Linked DNA regions of Homo sapiens: region 2 is linked to region 1. A link is a contact called in ENCODE Hi-C or POLR2A ChIA-PET data. All regions are on one chromosome and are shown on one strand. Each heading gives the region's core, a stretch centred on a gene start or an enhancer-like site at or near the end of the contact. The rest is flanking DNA. Distances are from core to core; before and after follow the strand shown.

Evidence for each region. Hi-C counts contacts between places; a loop is a spot of excess contacts on that map. ChIA-PET counts read pairs that join two places held with the same protein, here RNA polymerase II (POLR2A). Pooled maps may share reads with other maps.
Region 2: a loop to region 1 is called in a pooled map, with 4 times the contacts of the local background. The contact joins the promoter of MICOS10-NBL1 here to the enhancer-like site in region 1. A Hi-C loop is called at or near these places in 5 of 50 pooled maps. POLR2A ChIA-PET finds 5 or more read pairs at or near these places in 2 of 52 experiments (Panc1 and activated T-cell).

What each region holds. Positions count from the first base shown.
Region 1 is chr1:19,072,776-19,079,581 of GRCh38, forward strand. UBR4 (ubiquitin protein ligase E3 component n-recognin 4) reads right to left here. Exons shown (of 106, transcript NM_020765.3): 104 at 5,201-5,291; 105 at 3,965-4,127; 106 at 1,735-2,121. The coding sequence ends at 2,057. Among named protein-coding and RNA genes, the nearest start is that of IFFO2, 120 kb to the left of the region's middle. RefSeq lists a silencer at 4,629-4,797. Within about 2 kb of position 2,233, at least 17 of the 41 ENCODE cell types and tissues checked have a DNase peak (open chromatin) inside an H3K27ac peak, as active enhancers do.
Region 2 is chr1:19,592,766-19,599,420 of GRCh38, forward strand. It overlaps MICOS10-NBL1 (MICOS10-NBL1 readthrough), which reads left to right and starts at 4,214. Exons shown (of 4, transcript NM_001204089.2): 1 at 4,214-4,344. MICOS10 (mitochondrial contact site and cristae organizing system subunit 10) reads left to right here and starts at 4,214. Exons shown (of 4, transcript NM_001032363.4): 1 at 4,214-4,344. The coding sequence starts at 4,281. It overlaps MICOS10-DT (MICOS10 divergent transcript), which reads right to left and starts at 4,067. Exons shown (of 2, transcript NR_135054.1): 1 at 3,945-4,067. RefSeq lists an enhancer at 4,007-4,306 and a silencer at 4,427-4,636.

The sequences.
Region 1 (6,806 bases), core at 983-3,482:
TGGTGACTCCACCTTTGCAGGCCAGAGCAGCAGGCCTCGGGTGGGCTTCTGAAGGCACCAGGTCCACTCTCGCTGCCCTGAGGTGTGATGACGGACGTGCTGAGCCTCCCTGAGCCACATGAAGCAGCGAGGCCGGCCTCTGCACAGGCGGCCCCATGCCACCAGCTCACCTGGCTGCTCCTCACGCTCCCTCCTTGCTTTGCTGTCTGGATGAGGCTGCTCCACTTTATTTCTCACAAGGAGGTGATGTAATAGCGAACAGACTCCTGAACACCTGAATCAGTCTCTCGGAGACCAGCAGAAAGTGGGCAACCACAGACACACAGCAGGAGCAAGCCTGAGGCATTCCCAGTATAAGGCAGAAGGGTGCCAAGACCAAGGGTCTCCATCGTCCTCACTGAACTCAGCTGGACTTCACCTGGGGCATGGGTGCCTTCCTTCAGACTAAAACAAGTTCACTAACAGTAAGAAAAGCTACTAGTTACTACACAGCAGGCAGATTAGCTCGTGGAAACCTCAGCACCCTCCCGCCACATAGATATTCCCATTTGACAGGTGAGGAGACTGTGGACACAGCAGGCAGTGGAGCTGGGATCTGAACAACAGAGTGAGTGCCTGGCCGCGCTTCAACCAGGCTGCTCCCCACCCTGGAGCCACGCCAGTCCCTCAGAAGCCCGGTGTCCCCAACACAAACACCAAAGTATGCTCGTGCAAGCCAGCACATGCATGCTCTGGCCTGCCAGGGCTTCCAGCTGGGCCCTTGCCACAAACGCCTTTGTCTCTCCAGCTTAGTCCAGGCACGACACTCATGGCTGCTTGTGGCTGTTCGGTCCGAGGCTCTGGGGAGGGATGTGAAATCCTGGCTGTGGAAGTCTACAGGAGCCCAGAGGCCACCCTCAGTCCCAGATGATCTGGCTTGAGGAGTGAGCCACAGAAACTGGACATCCAGACAGGAGAGGCCGACGTCAGTTGGCCGAGTGGCCCGCAAAGAACGAAAGGAGATGGGCATGAGCGAGCCCTCCCTCCCACGAGGTGAGCCTTCTCCCGAAGTCTGGGGAGAGGCCCTCGGGAGTCCTGCTGCCCACGTGTGTAGGGGAGCAGGTCTGAGGCCTCCAGGAGCGGCAGCCACAGTGGTCAGGACACAGCTTCGGAGGCACAAACCTGACAACTCCACAGCCCCTGGCTGGGAGCCCTTGGGCAAGCGGCTCTGGCTCATGGGCAAAGAGATTAGAAATAAGATACACTGGGTGCTTGGCAATGTCAATAGCAGCCACTCTCTTTATCCTGATCCTAAGTCTGCCCCAGGCCCTCTCTTAACATGACAACCCTGGAGAGAAGTCACCAAGGGATTCCCGATTCACAGCAGCATGAGAATGTCAAATGCTCCCCAGGCCTCTGTGGTCCAACAAGACTGTGCCCTACTCCGCGAGCCTTCCTTCAGCCGAGGGCTAGGAAAGCTCTGGGCTCCACGTGTCTTTGGGTTCCAGCTCTTAAGGCCAAAAAATTAAGAGCAAGGCATGGGCTTTGTTTTGGGAAAAATCAGAGCCATCCAATGTGGTGCCCCAACTTGCTGGCCAAGAATAGACAGGTTGCACTTAGCGCTGACAACAGGCCTGGAGACAGCGGGTCTGACATGAGTCTTCCCGGGCTGACGCCGGAAATGGCTGTGCATTCAAGGGAAACCATTTGGCCTGCGCCACTGAGGACGAGTTGAAGCAGCAGGCAACACCTTCCTTTTCAATGTGTGTTAAGTCACTTGTTTATTTCTCAAGATGTGCACACTCAAGTATGAAGCTGGCCGGGACAACTCATGGCTCCTAGGTATGTACAGGCCCTTTGATGGCTTGGGTTACAGACAACCTCATAGCTGGTGCACCACACACACGAGATAAAACAGGAAGCCTAAAAACCCCAAGCCACACCAAGAAAAATGAGAGAGGGGAGGGCGGGGTAACAATGCAGCATCCCGCGGAGGGAACTTAATGCACAAGGAGGGAGAACAGAGGGTGGAAGGCAAGCCAGCTTCGTCTTCGCCGCCGCAGCTGCTGTGTGGTGGTCAGGGGACTGAGTTCAACAGGTCCTTCAGGAAGCTCTCTGGATCGGTGATTTCTGATAAAAGACCTGCAAAGCACAACGGGCAGAGGTGTGTCAGGAGCAGGCATACAGCCCCCATTCCCCCTGAGTCACAGCTGCCGCATCTAGCAGAGAACACACTGCGGTCCGACAAGCTCTGGCCCGGCTGCTCACTGGACAGCAGCATGACCGGGGAGGTAGTCATTGAGCAAAACCCTGTTCCGCAGGAGGAGTCCTGTTCCAGAAGCAGGCACTGCTGGAAGGTGTTTTTGTTCTCACATTTGAATAGGGTGTGTCTGATGTTCTGAAATTTTCTAACAGCTTAAACAAAGTAATAAAGTGGTGCTGTCAAAACCTGACCTAGGAGTGGAAGGCACGGAGGCTCGCTGCCTGGCAAAGGCTCTGGCTCTCCCTGGCTGCAGGCCAGGGGTGCTTGCCAGCAGCTCAGGGCTGATGTGGAGCTCGAGCCCAAGGGACCCTCCTTCCTCTGCCCACCTCCTCCTCCTCTCACTAGCTCCAACTTCCACAGTCACAGTGACACAGGCTCATGCAACAGGCACAGGGCCCAGCACTGAGGACTTTACCAGCCCACCTGGTCCCAGGGCTGACTTTCTGGGAAGAACGCGAGGCATGTGCTAAGGTATGATGCTGGTGAAACATCTAGGCTGAAACAGAGCCAGTGGGAGCCGTAAAGAGGTGGTGGAGTTAACAAACACACAGAGGTGAGCAGTGTTAGCACAGGCCCGCCCAGACGCGGAGGCAGGCACCAGGTCGACGAAGACCATCCCAGCACAGAGCTTCCGCTGAGGACACTGCAAGGGGCAGCCAATGCGGAGGCACAGAGCTGTTTGGGAAAATCGGTCAGCTGGCTCTGAGCTGGGAAGAAAGAGGAATTCACACTGAGCAACACTCTAGCCCTTTAGTGGGTCTCATTCCCAGAGGATAACAAGATAGAGAAAATGTTAGCAGAGGCGTTCTCCTAACAGTGGGATCTGGGGGGAGTTTGTTTTCCTGCTTCTTTATACTTTACAAAATTCCCACAACGAATGCCATAAAAAAATGAAACAAGATCATAAAAAAGAGCTGGCAGGTTTGGTTACCTGTGCGTTGGCTCTGGGGAGCTGACCTTTGTAGGGCGGGTGCTCTGATGGGGGCTGTAATGCCGCGGCGCCCACAACCTCACAGGGCACTGTCTTTTAACCCTAGGTGGATTTCCCAGGCACGGGCCAAGTCACCTCCCCCTGCTGTCACTTGGTGCTTGGTTATGAAATACAAACCAATTCTAATGTGTTTGTTTGCAATTAGAATGACAAATTTGTTACACAAAGAATTTCAATTTTACTAGCAGTAGGATAAGGAATTGTCTGACCACGTCTCCCACACCCACAGTTCAGAGCGGCCCTGCTGGGTCGCCCATGCCTCCCTGGGGTCAACTGTGACCTAAGACGCAGGAGGAAGACAGGGGCATTCCAATTTGCATGTTAATTCTCTGAACTGCCATTAAAAAACAGACTCAAACAGGGATGCTATCACTTTCTAGCTATGTTCCCTTGGCCACTTATTTGATCTTCAGAGCCTCATTTACCCCATCTATAAAATGGGGATAACCAAAGCTCCTGCCTCATATAGGGCTGCCTCGAGGGCTGAGATCACATACAGTGAACAGCCCATGTCGGGGAAAGAGGGGGTGCTCAGTACATGTTAGAGCTGCTGTTCTCGTTATCGGTGACTTGCTATTTACGCATCTTTCCCAGGGCTTTCAGTGGCAGCTGACAGGCTGGTTCATACTGCGTTTCCTCTGGTCGTGAAGATAAAGCTACGGATGACCCACGGAGGAAGACATGGGGCTTTGCTGCGGAGGATCTTTAAAAGAGAAAACCTTGACACTAACCGGCCACATCGAGGAACTCTGAGAAGGTCTCCACTGGCATGAACTCCTCCTGGAAGGTTTTCAGGGCTTTGTCGGCAGCTTCGTAGATGGGCATGTCGTTGTGGCGGATGTACTCAGCGAGAGAGCAGGACCAGCCTCCCTCTGTGTTACTGGTAGGCACCTTCTACGAGAATCAACAGGAGACAAGAGAGGTGGGTGACTTACTGCTGCCTCATCTTCCGCCTCAAGTCAGTCAGGCCATTTCAACCCCTCAAAGGACAGCCCTCCCAACCTACACCAAAGCATACCAACAGGCACCCTAGAGCGTGCGTTTTGTCTCCAGGAACGACACAATTTCACTTCATTCCTCTTAGGCCCTCCTTATTAGGCACTGTGTCACCTGAAGCTACAGGCTCCAACAAGTGGCTGCATTCCCTCCCCGTACACTTCCCATTCGCATTCCCCAGAGCAAAGGGACTTGTCAATGTGCTTCCATGAGCTGTCTCATTCCGATGATGAAAGGAACCAACTCAAAAACTCAGATTCTCTCCGGAGAGGAGTGTCCTGTTATAAGCTGGCTGCGGTAAGTCAGACTCACTCAGGGCAACAGAGCTTATCCCAATAGCACGGCAAGAGCAGCAAAGAGAGACCCGGCGGGGAAGGTCTTCCTGCACAGCCGAGTCTGGAGCAGGCTCGGGAGCAGGTGACAGGAGTGATCTCAGCTACAAATGTGGGCCAGGCACAGTGGCCCATGCCTGTAATAGCAGCACTTTGGGAGGCCAAGGCAGGCGGATCACCTGAGGTCAGGAGTTTCAGACCAGCCTGACCAACATGGTTAAACCTCATCTCTACTAAAAAAACAAAATTAGCCGGGCGTGGTGGTGCCTGCCTGTAATCCCAGCTACTTGGGAGGCTGAGGCAGGAGAATCACTTGAACCCGGGATGCAGAGGTTGCAGTGAGCCGAGATCACGCCATTGCACTCCAGCCTGGGCAACAAGAACAAAACTCCGTCTCAAAAAAACCAAACCAAACCAAACCAAACAAAACCAAACAAAACAAATGTACCTCACAGACACAAGGCTCCAGGCTGCCAGTGTCAATCCCTCCCACAGTTGGGGTTGTTTGTTTCTAGGAAAAAAGCGCCCCCAGGCCCAGCGGAGGAGCAGCCATGTGGGTGCTGAGGCAGAGTCAGGGACAGGAGTGCAGACATTTTACACTCTTGCCAAAACCCACTGGGCCTCTGACAGCCTCCTTACCTTAAACATGTTGTAAATGAGATCGACGAGGGCCCAAAAGAGAAGGGAAGAACGGTAAGCGGAATAGTCCTTCACTGCCTTATCTGTCAGCCTGGAAAAGAAAATCCAGTTCCATCACATGAAGTCCCTAGGAGGATACTCACAAGGACAGAGCAAGGCATGCTGGGAGCAAGGGAAGAGTCACAGTGGTGTATGCATCTCGGAGTTCCAGCGACTAGCCTTCTGCTTGGAAAAAAGCAGCTGTGGGCAAGAACCTCTGGAGCCCTGGGACCCAGAAGTTTATTGGTTACAAAAATGCTCCATGAAATTCATCTGATTCTCTCAGTGCTCATCTTCCAGATCAGGGTAAAATGGAACCGGGGGAGACATCGCCAGGGCAGACGTGGCAAATGCAAGGCTAGTGACTTAAAGAAAGGCAAAGGATTCCTATGTATCCCTTGTGTTTGGGCCCCGACAAGCTCTTGGAATTTGATGGAACCTAATAAATGAGGTAGGAAACAAGGTTTTAATTCAGTCTTTACATTCCCACTAGGAGAAATTTCTTAAAAGCCAGCAGACCTAAACCAGTCAAACACGGTAACTTGTCAAACATGTGCTGTGTTAAATGGCAGCAAGCTGCTAGGAAGTTGGTATCAAGCAATGGTAATGTCTAAGATGGAGCATGCAGCCACCCTGACATCACCTAAATCCTGGGATAATCCAAGTTGCTCACCACACCCCATTGTTTCTAACCAGTATCGTTGCTACTTAATCCAATGATTCAGTTCAGGATTAAAGACCAGCCAGTTCCTTGGAATATGGGGAGCGACAGGCAGGGGGAGACTGCCTCTAACAATGTCCACTGCCTTCTCAGCAGAATTCTTGGTTTGAGGTTTGAGGAATGATTACACCAGGTAGAGCCAGTATGAAACACAGAAATATCAGGCTCCCCTCGGCACAGACAGTGAAATATCAGTGTCAGGATTCAGTTTCTACCACCCAAGCTCTACGGAGGTTTTGTTTGCCAACAGCCATCACATCTGTAATAAGTAAAGCCTAGGTGAGCCCTTGTCACAGAGTATTCTACACCTCAAAACACACTGGAACACATCCCATGACTAAAGGGACATATATTAAAATGTTTAGTATTAAAATGCATGGGTATATATAAGAATCATAAAAATAAGAAACATAGATGGTATTCATTATAGAAGCTAAAACTATATGGGCCTCAAGTGAAGGGGCTGCCTAGCATGAGACAGGCTATCCACACCTGCATTCAATAAATAACTCGCAAAAAACAAATAATATTAAATGGGGACAATTCCCTCTCTACTGAAATATGCTTCCTGTGGCCTCCCTCTGCCCCAGTACCTTCCCAAGCCCCCACTTTCTCTCCCGCATACGTGTGATGATGCTGCAGCCTAAAGTCCTGGAAGGTGGACCCGTGGATGAGGACAAGAATCCATTTCTCTGCAGCTCTTTACCCTGGCAGACAAGATAACAGATCAAGTTCTGACAGACGCCTGAGAATGTCCCAGGCTTTGTACTTGCAAGTTCCTGGCAGAGGAACTTTTTTTCTGAATGTCAAGTGTGCAGAAGAGGCCAGCTTCTGCTGAGCTACATT
Region 2 (6,655 bases), core at 2,964-5,463, 520 kb after region 1:
AGAGTTCTTTGCAGCTTTCCTCCTTTCCATGTTTGTAACCCCAGCAATGAGAAACCTATTTTTAATCATTTTGAATGTAACTAAGTTTATAATGAGTGTATTGCTGAGTTTTTAAAAAAATATTTTTCCCCACTTGTATTAATCTTTGTTCTTCAAGAAGTACAAAAACTCCAGAGTTTTCATTCATCTTATTCATTCAACCAACAAATATTTATCAAGCAGACACTATGTGTGAGATAATCTTATAGGGCTAGGGATATAGCAGTGAACAAAACATTGTATTGGGGAAGGAATGGTGGGAAAACAGAACAATAGAAAGAAGGCTAGGAAATGGGAAAGCTGGGATCTGCACCCAGAGAGCCTGGCTCCAGATTCATGCTATCACATCTGCCTCTGATTGCTTTTGTAATTTGCTCTCTACCTTTTGCAAGAGTTTACAACTCTCTTGAATCCAATAAAAATGCCTTTGTCAATTTTAAATCTACACAACGTGGAGCTTTGTGCATCTTCTGTGTTGCTTAACTTCTCGGAGACTCAGTTTCCAAATCTGAAAACGAAGATGCTAATCTTGACCTGCTGTGAGAATAAATGAAATTATGCGAAGTGCCTGCAGCTATTTATGACACACCATAGGTATTATTTATTTAGAGACAGGGTCTCGCTCTGTCACCCAGGCTGGAGTGCAGTGGCACCATCACGGTCACTACAGCCTTGACCTCCTGGGCTCAAGTGATCCTCTTGCCTCGGCCTCCCAAAGTGGATTACAGGAATGAGCCACTGCACCCAGCCATGTGATAGGTATTTTAGTGAAGTTTATTTTCTTTCTTTTTCAACAGAAATGTTACACTACACAGTTTCCCCAGAACAGGGACTTTTTCTCTTTCTGATTAATTAAATCATTTGTTCATATATTTATTCTTTTTTTTTTTTTTTTTTGAGACAGATCCTTGCCCTGTCGCCCAGGCCAGAGTGCAGTGGCGCCATCTTGGCTCACTGCCAGCTCTGCCTCCCTGGTTCACGCCATTCTCCTTCCTCAGCCTCCCGAGTAGCTGGGACTACAGGCGCCCGCCACCATGCCCAGCTAATTTTTTGTATTTTTAGTAGAGACAAGATTTCACCGTGTTAGCCAGGATGGTCTCGATCTCCTGACCTTGTGAGCCACCCGCCTCGGCCTCCCAAAGTGCTGGGTTACAGGCGTGAGCCACCGTGCCCGGCCTTATTTATTAATTTTTATGTCCATTCGACAAGCATTTATTGAGAATCCGATATATACCAAGCTCTCTGCTAAGCATTAGGGATACAGAAATGGCACGGCCTCCATTCTCAATTTGCTCACAGTCAAAATCCAAAAGACACACAAATAATTGTTAAAATTACAAACAATTATTAAAAACACAAATCATCTGATAAGTAGCTGTGATGAGAATTAGAAGGGGCTGGGCATGGTGGTTCAGGCCTATAATCCTAGTACTTTGGGAGGACAAAGTGGGAGGATGGCTTGAGCCCAGGAGTTCGAGACCAGCCTGGGCAGCATAGCAAAACCTCACCTCTATAAAAAAGGAAAAGCAAAGAAAAATTTAAAGAATAGGAAAAATAGGGCTGGGCATGATGGCTCAAGCCTGTAATCCCAGCACTTTGGGAGGCTGAGGTGGGTGGTTCACCTGAGGTCAGGAGTTCAAGACCAGCTTGGCCAACATGGTGAAACCCCATCTCTACTAAAAATACAAAAATTAGCTGGGGGTGGTGGCACGTGCTTGTAATCCCAACTACTCAGGTGGCTGAGACAGGAGAATCTCTTGAACCTGGGAGGCAGAGGTTGCAGTGAGCCAAGATCATGCCACTGCACTCCAGCCTGGGTGACAGAGCAAGACTCTGTCTCAAAAAAAAAAAAAAAAAGAAAGAATAATTTAAAAAAATAGAGAACTAGGAGAAGGGAAGGGTGGTCATAGAAGTTATCTTGAAGGAAGAGGCTGTCGTAGCAAGATCTGATACAACAGAGTTTTGCTGTCATAGTTGCAAATAAATAGTTGAACGATGCCTGTAATCCCAGCACTTTGGGAGGCCAAGGTGGGTGGATCACTTGAGGCCAGGAGTCAAGACCAGCCTGGCCAATATGGCGAAACCCCATCTCTACTAAAAAAATACAAAAAGTTAGCCAGGCGTGGTGGTGGGCGCCTGTAATCCCAGCTATTTTGGAGGCTGAGGCAGAAGAATTGCTCAAACCCAGTAGGCAGAGGTTGCAGTGAGCCGAGATCGTGCCACTGCACTCCAGCCTGGGCAACAGAGCGCGACTCTCTCTCAATAAATAAATAAACAAATAAATAGGTGAATAAATTCAATTCAGTTCAACAAATATTTCATAGAAGACCCTACTATCCAAGGCATTGTGCTCTGACTGGAAGTATGAAGACGAAGGGGCAACTTCTAGTTCTACTAGCAGATAATATCTACAACCAGATGTTTCAGTACTAGATAGAGAAATCAATGCGGGTAGGCAGGGTAGTGGGACAATGAGAAGGGGAAGGCAGCTCTAAGCTCTATCTGACTAGGCTTCCTAGAATCAGTGCAGTGTTGAAGCTTGGATAGATCCAGTGTATGAATGGGAGTCATTGACAGCTTTTTTTTTTTTTCTTTTGTGATAGGGTATCACTCTGATGCCCAGGCTGGAGTGCAGTGGCATGAACATGGCTCAGTGTAGCCTCCACTTCCCAGGCTCAAGTGATCCTCCTACCTCAGCCTCCTAAGTAGCTGGGACTAAAGGCACACATCACATTAGCCTGGCTAATTTTTTAAATTTTTTGTAGAGACAGGAGTCTCACTATGCTGCCTAGGCTGGTCTTGAACTACTGGCCTCAAACAATCCTCCCGCCTCAGCCTCCCAGAGTGTTGGGATTACAGGTGTGAGCCACTGCTCTCGGCCTTCATTGACAGCTTCTAATCAGAGGCATAACGTGGTCAGATTTCTATTTGTTGGTAGGATGGAAGACTAAAATCAATGACACTAGCCAGTAGGCTGGATATACAATCTCTCTTGATAGCTGTGGGCATTTGGTTTCAGGATCTCGCAGTTACCAAAATGCAGGATGCTCAAGTCCCATATATAAAATGGCGTGGTATTTGCATACAACCTACACACATGCTTACATATCCTTTTTTAAAATTACTTATTTTTTTTTAAAGAGATGAAGTCGAACTCCTAGTCTCAAGCAATCCTCCCATCTCAGCCTCCCAAGTAGCTGGGACTACGGTCGCATGCCACTGCGCTGGCTCCCATATACTTTAAATCATCTCTAGGTTACTTATAATACCTAATACAATGTAAATCCTAGGTAAATAGTTGTACTGTATTTTAAATTTTGCATTATTTTTTATTTGATTCAAAAATGTTTCTGGTCCATGGTTGGTTAAATCCATGGATGCAAAACCCACAGATACAGAGGGCACCCTGTGTATGTATGTGTATGTGTGTGTGTGTGTGGGTGGGTGTGTAAATATATACATGGATAGGAGGCCTGAGGTAGACGTTTTACCTGGAGATATAATTTGGCAGTGTTTGCAATTACTCAGGGAGAGTCTGTACAGTGAAAAGAGAATTGATGGAAGCTTGCGAACCAACAGTCCTTAAACAGCTGGCAGAGAAAAGGCAGCCCTGGAGGAAACCAACAGACAACAGCAGATGGGGAGAAGAGGAAAGAGTGGCGTTACCGGGAGTGAAACGAATAGAGGAGCCAGGGAGGATCAGAGGGAGGGAAAATTGTGTGGAATGCGGTACAGAGGTCAGAAAAGAGTCCATTTGATTTGGCGGTAGGTAATCTTTCCCAGAGCAGTTTCGGTGTTAGTGGTTCAGGCGGGAATTCCAATGCAAGAAACCAGTGAACGAATGAGAGAGTGAGTAGGGAAAGTGAAGGTGAGTACGTTAATGAATGAATAAATCAAGTCTGTACCCTCTCTTGCCCGGGGGATTTCCAGGGCCAATGTCGCACTTTGGTGAGGAGGAAAGGCCTGGTCACGGCTTGGGGTGACGCCTAGGAAACTGTCAGCCTCGCAAACCCATAGGCGCAGCCCCAAGGTCAGGGTCACCTCGAGCCTCCAGACAACTCGTCACCTTGACGACCAACTGAAAAAACCGGAAGGGATGGAAGCAGCGGATCATCTCGCGATATCTGGAGCGTCTGCGCCTGCCTTCCTGACCTGGGACTTGTTTCCAGCTCTCGCGAGACTTTCAGGGGTCGGAGCGCGGGGGCCGGCCGAGAGGAAAGCTGGAGGCGCGGGTGGGGAACATGTCTGAGTCGGAGCTCGGCAGGAAGTGGGACCGGTGTCTGGCGGATGCGGTCGTGAAGATAGGTAAGGGGCTTTTCGCCCCAGCAGGCCCGGCCGGTGCAGAGCTGCTGGCTCCAGGCTGCGCTGCCCAGGAGGAAGGAAGGGAAGCCCCACGGGAGGTCAGGCCTCTCGGCCTTTTCCGGCCCCTCCGGCCAGGGCGAGCCGCCCGGGCCCCGGCGGGAGGTCACTCGGGCGGCGGGCACAGACCCGAGGAGCCGGAGCAGCAGCCCGGGTGCGGGGTGGAGTTGCAGCCCGGAGGAGGTGGTCGGGGTTGGCAGGTGGCAGGAGAGTCGCAGAGCTCTTGAGTGGAAGACAGTGTCGGGGCACACCCTCGTGCCGGAGCCGCGGGGTTCTCCTCCCGGGTGGTGCATTCCCCGGCACGCGGCGGGGAACCGGCTCAGGAGGCCACGCTGCTCCCCGGCGGAAACCAAAGTGCCTTCTGGAGAAGGTCACCTGGAGCATTTCATAGACACCGCCAGGCCCTGATGCGAGTTGCTGTCATTCCCGACTTGCCACCTGATTTATTTGAATCAGAGTAGTCTGGGGCCTGAACTTAGAGGGGTGATGATCTGGAATGAGAATTGCGCTGGAAAGTAAGAAGTTGTTCACGTTAAGTTTTTCTGCGTAGTCCTTTAACACGTGCTCAGTGACGGCACAAATTATGAAGTCACTGTATGGTGGGGAGGAGAAAGGAAACTCGTTTATTGAGCGTATATTGTCTTCATTGTGCGAAATAATCTTTTTACAGGCCGTGAAATGGAGAGTCAGGTGAAGGAATTTGCCCACGGTCACAGCTAACAAATGGCAAAATTAGGGATTTTACCCAGCTTTTCTGGGGTCAAGTCCCATGTTCCTTCTTCGATGCTAATTTTTGTTACCCAAATGTGATATTTTTGTGTGGTAATCTTAGGGTATTTAAGAGGATTTAGGATTGTGTCTTTGAATGAAAACATTGAGGAATAAGATTGTAAGCTCCATGAGAGCAGGGATGTTTTCTGGTTTAGTCACTGCCCCATCCCCAGCCCCTAAAAGAGTGCTTAATAAAAATTGTTGAGAGTGAGTCAATAAATGAAACAGTTTATAAGTTACCATTTCACCTCTGAATTCAGCACTTACAGTCAAGTGATTTGGGGCAAGTTATTTAACTTTTCTGTGCCTGATTCCTATTTGGAAATCGGCAGTAATAATTATTACTATCTCATGGAGTCGTTGGGAGGATTAAATGAGTTAGTTTGTTTAAAGGCTTGAATATGGATCACTTAGGAATGGGTTATTTTGGAAGCGACTAAACAGTCACTTTTGTTTTGTTACTGTTAACAGCTTGCAGTTCAGAGAGAAGACTTAACACCTAGCTATGAAATGACCAAAGTAGTTACTAGGCAATGTCATATAGTTAAGAAAGGGCTTTGAGCTGGGCGAAGTGGCTCAGGCCTGTAATCCCAGCACTTTGGGAGGCCGAGGCGGGAGGATCGCCTGAGATCAGGAGTTGGAGACCAGCCTGGGAAACAAAGTGAGACCCTTCCCTTAAAAAAAAAAAAAAGGAGAAGAAGAAGAAGGGGCTTTGGAGGTAGACAGAGCTGAGTTCGAATCATCCACTCTCACTCTTCTCGCCCATCCTTACTAATTTTGTAGCTTTGGGTAAAGTCTCTTTCTCAACTACGAAATGGTGATCAAAAGAGATTTACCTGAAAGTATTAAAAAAAGTAAAGGACAGAAAAATACATAAGCTACTTAGCACAGTGCCTGGTGCTTTATGTATACAGTAATGGTAGTCATAATAACTGGCTTTTAAAATTTTTTAATGTATTTTATTTATATTTATTTTTAATTAACTTATTTTTTTTATACAGGCAGGGTCTCCCTATGTTGCCCAGGTTGGTCTTTTAACTCCTGGGCTCAAGCGATCCTCCTGCCTCAGCCTCCCAAAATGCCAGGATTACAGGCATGAGCCAATGCGCCACACTCATAGTAGTTGTTTTTTATTTTTTGAAATAGGGTCTCGCTCTGTCACCCAGGCTGGAGTGTAGTGGTGGGATCTCGGCTCACTGCAACTTCTGTCTCCTTGGGCTCAAGTGATCCTCCCACCTCAGCCTCCTGAGTAGCTGGGACTATAGGTGTGTGCCACCATGCTCAACTATTTTTGTATTTTTTGGTAGAGACGGTGTTTTGCCATATTCCTCAGGCCGGTCTCAAACTTCTGGGCTTAAGTGATCCATCATCCTCAGCCTCCCAAAGTGCTGGCATTACAAGCTTGAGCCACTGCACCCAGCCAATAGTTGTTGATATTAATATTATTGTGCTACTGAAGACCACGTGAGGCAGTGAATAGTGTCAC